2 separate regions of the Homo sapiens genome follow, and region 2 is linked to region 1. A link is a contact called in ENCODE Hi-C or POLR2A ChIA-PET data. All regions are on one chromosome and are shown on one strand. The core of a region is the stretch at or near the end of the contact, and the rest is flanking DNA. Distances in the headings are between cores, read along the strand shown. Region 1 has its middle 140 kb from the start of PTGR3. Region 2 overlaps ZNF407 (zinc finger protein 407).

The links. Hi-C counts contacts between places; a loop is a spot of excess contacts on that map. ChIA-PET counts read pairs that join two places held with the same protein, here RNA polymerase II (POLR2A). Pooled maps may share reads with other maps.
Region 2: a loop to region 1 is called in a map of endothelial cell of umbilical vein, with 7 times the contacts of the local background. The contact joins two enhancer-like sites. A Hi-C loop is called at or near these places in 6 of 168 maps with a recorded cell type or tissue (CD14-positive monocyte, CD4-positive, alpha-beta memory T cell, CD8-positive, alpha-beta T cell and 2 more), 3 of 37 single-sample maps with no recorded cell type and 15 of 50 pooled maps. POLR2A ChIA-PET finds 5 or more read pairs at or near these places in 6 of 52 experiments (CD4-positive, alpha-beta memory T cell, GM12878, activated CD4-positive, alpha-beta memory T cell and 3 more).

What each region holds. Positions count from the first base shown.
Region 1 is chr18:75,069,787-75,072,466 of GRCh38, reverse strand. No RefSeq gene overlaps it. Among named protein-coding and RNA genes, the nearest start is that of PTGR3, 140 kb to the left of the region's middle. RefSeq lists enhancers at 1,150-1,299, 1,588-2,088, 949-2,148. Within about 2 kb of position 1,351, at least 28 of the 41 ENCODE cell types and tissues checked have a DNase peak (open chromatin) inside an H3K27ac peak, as active enhancers do; they include CD14-positive monocyte, CD8-positive, alpha-beta T cell and endothelial cell of umbilical vein, where a contact is called at or near this core.
Region 2 is chr18:74,993,267-74,995,946 of GRCh38, reverse strand. The region is part of intron 8 of ZNF407 (zinc finger protein 407); the gene reads right to left. Among named protein-coding and RNA genes, the nearest start is that of PTGR3, 210 kb to the left of the region's middle. RefSeq lists enhancers at 199-698, 699-1,200. Within about 2 kb of position 1,311, at least 10 of the 41 ENCODE cell types and tissues checked have a DNase peak (open chromatin) inside an H3K27ac peak, as active enhancers do; they include CD14-positive monocyte, CD8-positive, alpha-beta T cell and endothelial cell of umbilical vein, where a contact is called at or near this core.

The DNA.
Region 1 (2,680 bases), core at 102-2,601:
CTACGCACCTGTCAGAAGGCCACCTTATATGGATTTCAGCTTCTTTGGGGACACTTTGCCATCACTGCCACGTCCAGACCGTGTTGTCTTTCTGATACTCTCCTTCAACAATTCACGGACACTCGCTGAGACTTGTTCACATCATCAAAGGGCTTAGAGCTGGTGTTAATATTAGGGTCTATCTATTCTCAGCCTTCACTCTGTAGAGGACCCACTAGCCTCAGGATGCACAGGTGACTCCTCTGACATCACAGCAGTTCGAGGCCAGCTCTTATTCATAAAATCGAAGGCCTGGAATGAAGTCACGGTTCTCAGCTCAGGACCCAGTCAGCAGATCCGCTTCCCAGAACTGCAGAACACGCCCTGGTGGCCCCAGGGCCAGGCGGGCCCGGCGAGGACGCCCTTCTAGACTGTGTGTCTCTATCGAGCCCACCAGCCTCTGCTAGAGTCTTCCAGGCCTGGAGGGCGCCTTTTCTCCAAGAGCAGCCTGTCCATTTTAGGATTGCACCTCTGGGACCTCTTGAGTCCCTCTCACTGAGAAGGTGTGTGTTTTGCCCCACTCCAAATGCATTAGAGGCCAGGAGCATGCTGAGCCATCTTCTTTAGGCCTTAAGAAGTAACTGGAAATTCAGCACCGTCCACAGCCTGCTGGGCTCACCTCAGGGGTGCTGGGTGCCATTCTGTGGCATATTTGTTGTCCTTTCCAAGGGAGACCCCATACTTCTTCTTCCCCCAGGACTTGCTTTACACAGATTTATGGTATTCGTTACATCTGAGACACTCTCGCTGTGTCTCGATTGCAGAGGCACGGAGATGTGAGGGGCATGCCTTCTGCAGTCAGATGGACAGGGTGTTATTTTCCCCTCTGGTGCTCCTCTCTGGCTTGTGGCGCACCTGCTTCATCACAGGACGCACCAGGAGATGACCCGTCACGAGATGCTGCTGCATGCATAGCAGGCCCTGCAGCCCGGGGCCCACAGCACCCCTGCTAACCAGGCTCCCGTGCAGCATTTCCTGCCTATAGTCAAAGAGCTCTCTCTAGAGAAGAGGAAGTCCCCATTGTTCAAGACTACCCAAAACACCAGCCTTCTCTGCACGGCACGTCGAGGAAAGAATAACTGTGCAGTGAACAGCACTGGCCCAAGTCTGCAGGGCGAGGAAGAAGCCAGGACATAAGCAAAGACAAATCTTACTAGAAACAGAACGAACTTGCAGGCTTCCCTTCAGATGACGATGACTGCGAGTGAAGAGGAAATCCTCTCCCAGCATCTCTTCCTGCTGGTGGAAGCTGCAGGTCACCTGACCACACATGACAAGACAGTGTGACTCAGATCCAGCGTCTGCCGTGAAGTTTGGTCTCAGGGCCCTGCTCATCAAGAAATGTTTTTGAAAAAGGTGGAAGTAGGTAGAGGGACGTGCTCTGAACCAGCGTGACCAAAAGACAGTGTGTTCACGGTGCATTCATCTGATTCAATTCCTGCCAAAGGCTTTTGTTATTTGAGAACATTATGACTAAACCAACAGAGAGGAAGGTGAGTAAGCAAACAGGAAAAACTGATGACGAATTGACAATCCATGTATTTATCCACCCATTTAAAGTAACTTGCTGAGCGCCTACCTAGCTGCACAAGAAGCTCAGGGCCTGAAGATGAACACGCAGAGGCTGTGTGCAGGGGCATGAGCTTACAGCTGGAATTAGAGATAAAGGAAAAGGCACCTGAGCCCTGTGACATGCGGGGGGTCAGGGGAGGTGGGACATATGTGGCCTCGTAGCCAGAGCCCCGCCTGTTTCCCAGGACATTCTGAATACGGGTGAGAGACTGCGCGTTGGACAATCACTGTGAGTCCCGACCCTTACCAGAAAAGTCACTCGCAGCGTCGTTTCCAGGCATAGGTTAGGATCACCATCCTCTCCCACGGGCCGTATGTTGCAATCCTGATATGAAAACGTCTTCTATCTCCTTCAACTGCGGCAGGAGCACAGGTGAAAGAGGGGAGCCCAGACTGGGGGTAGACTGTATTCGTGGGTTATGGCCCTATTTACAGATCAGTCATGATAGCTCTGCAGATTTGCTGGGGCTCTGTGGCGCAGTGGAGGCGAGGACAGAGGTGGCCCTGCTCTGGGAGATCCCTTCCTAACTGGGGCTCCCTGACGGCTTCCTGCACAGGAGGGGCCCGACGCCGGCGGGACAAGCAGGGAGCCCAGATCAGCCTTGGAAAGCTCAGGCTCAAACCAGAGCTCAATGTGGAAATTAAAAAACAAACCTTGACTTTGTGTTGGTTTTTATTCTTCCACTTAAAAAGTTATTTGAAGCGTAACGTGAGATCCTGGAGAGGACTGAAATGGCATGTCCTAGGTTCATGTTTATCCTGGTTATAAATTGTCTTTTTATGAAGTTGAAAGCCATGTTGAAATTAGGTCATTTTAAAAGAATTTATTAAAAGGTATTGAAAATGCAGGGCCATGGAGGAAGTAAATGATTCTTTGCCTGGGAGATTTAGAACGGATTTATTTAATTCTGGTAATGGGCTTTGTGACCACGGCTGTCTTCTGTCTCCAGCTGGTGAGCTCTTTAGGGGGGCATCCTTCGAGTCCAGCCTAGAGAAAAGCAGAGTTGTGTCCTGACTGCAGGGTGTAGGCATTTGGGTGGAAGGTTCTTTCCCTCATGCTTACTTCTCA
Region 2 (2,680 bases), core at 62-2,561, 76 kb after region 1:
GAATTTTAATATATTAAGAATACATGGCCTTATAATCCCAAGCTTCTAACAATTCTAAAAATTCTCAAAGTAAAAATAACAAAACCACTCACTCTGAATGCATATAGATTTCCCTGATCTAACACAAAGTTGTCTAAGGAAAAAAGCAGAGCCAAGCACAAGTCCCTCGGTATCTCTTAAACAAGAAATGGTAGCCTCAGAGCACAGCCGAATGAACTGCCCAGAAAAAGACAGAGGAAGGGCCCAGCATTGTCACCCTCCCTTCTGCCTCTCCCACCAAAGCCTCTTCCAAATGATTTCATTAAAAAAGATTAAGACTTCATTGATAATAATCTAGAAAACAGAAAGAAAAAAGAAATATAACAAATGCACAGTGAGACAGAGCTGACCCAGAGCTACAAACAGCACGGTCAGCAAAATAATTTAGGAAGCGAATAAAATACTATTTTCTGTGAGGATCAGTGTTAAGGTTTCTTTGATAGCCTAATGCTTTTTTTAGAACCTGCCCACTTCACAACTGGTCCACCCACACTGCAACCCAGTGTAGGATCGAATCACCCTCAGCTCGGTTACTGCAGTAGTCTCTGAACCTGTCTCTTGGCTGCCCCTTTTGTGACCCTCTGGCCACTCTCCACACAGCATCCAGAATGCTGTTTACCATGGATGTGGTCTCCTTTAGCCCTAAGGTGCCACGGCTCCTGGCACACTCAAATCGCCCAAGCCAGGCCCTGCCGTTCACACTTGCCCCTGCAGTCACGCAGATCTAGCTCCACTGTCCTTTACATTCCATGAATTTGCAAATATAAGTCAGCCTTCGATAAATATTCAATTAGCAACATATTCAGGATGTGAGTCATTTCAGGGTGTCAAACTGTTTTTTCACACAGGAAGTCAGAGAAAGAAAATACATACATTGAGTAAAGATTTCTAGCCTGCTTAAAATGAATACAGCTGCAGAACCACGGCTTGTCACTTCTCTAACATTTGGACACCATTTCGTCTCCTTGAAATTTCGTTGCTTTTATGTCTAGATAGTTGATAAATCAATAATAAACTTCTTCCACCCTCATCAATTGTAGAAAAAAATCTCAACTCTGTCTTCAAAGTCACTCCCAGAATTCTGTCCACACTGTGCTGTGGCCGCTCACTGCCCACGAGTGCCCTCCCCGGCCCTTTCCATCATCTATTCTTCCTGTCGCTGGGTCCTGAGTGCCGCTGCCGTCTTTTGCATATGGTTTCCTGGTCATAGGACACGTGTCCAAAGTGAACTGCACTGTAATACTCCCTACCGTTTGAGAATCTAAACATGAGCCCTGCTCTCTGCACAGATGGACACACACCAGCAGGGACAGTCCACATTCAGGGTCGAACTGCCTCCCCTTCTGCCACTGGCCTCCTTCCTGACTGTTTGCTTTAAACAAGGATGCAGACTTTCCAGACACAATTTCTCTGGAAATGTTCATTTTCATCACTTCTGTGGCTCTTCCCAGTTATTTCCTCACAGGAAATTTGCATGCTTTTCAGCAAACAGCCCTTTGACACAACCTGGATCTTGATCTTATTTTTTGTAACTTTTTAAGCGGAAATAATGTCAAATTTACAAGTTGCAAGGATGGCACAAAGAACTACTCTCTTATACTTTTATCTCATTGTAAATGTTTTACAGCATTTATCTACTCTTTCTATATATACACATTTTTTTTTTATGAGCCATTTGGGAGTAAGCTGAAGAACTGATGCTCTTTTACTCATGAATACTTGTGAGCTTCCTATGAACAAGGACCTTCTCTTACACAGCCACAGAACAATGCACAAAACTGTGGGATTTAAAAATGATACACTAATATTCTCCAATCTACAGACCTTATTCTAATTTCATTAGATGTTCCAACAATGTGGTTTATAGCAAAACAGATAAAAGAAGAAGAAATTCTGGCGCAGGGTCCAAACCGGACCACAGCATTATGTGGCGTGTCTGTGAATCTCCTTTATTCTGGAATAGTGCACCAGTCTTTGTCTCTCACACTTCAGTCACTTATTAAAATACACGCCAGTCATTTAGAAGAATGTTCCTAAATGAGAGCTTACCTGATTCAAATTGTTTTTCTGCATCTTAAATTACAAAGTATTTTTCCATATCCTATACCCAAAGGAGTGTTCACCATTTGAACCATTTAAAGCCCAGCCCTAAATACAGTTTTCTGACGAGCTTTCCTTAGATTAGGGAACACTGTTAACTATTACTTAATCGCTGCGTATTTTTTTGTTTCTTAACAGTTTAGCTTCAAACATTTTTTAAAACCAACCTTACTGAAGTGTAATTTATAGTCAGTTAATTGGATACACTTCTAAGTGTATAGCTCAATGAGTTTTGACACATCTACTCACCCTTGTAACCACCACCACAAATAAGATATAGAATAATTTCATTACCCTCAGAATTTTCCTGAGGTCCCCTGTCCCAGCCCCAGGAAAACACAGCTCTGGCTTACAACCCTATGGATGAGAACTGCCTGTTGCGGCTCGGGAAATGAGTGGAACTGCAGAGTGCACTCTTCTGTGTCTGCGCTTTTGCTTAGCACACTTTTGAGACTCATCCATAATGTAGTGCATCCATAGTGCCTTCATTTTTATTGCTAATACTCCATGTTACGGATGAATTGTCCATTCATCTGCTGTT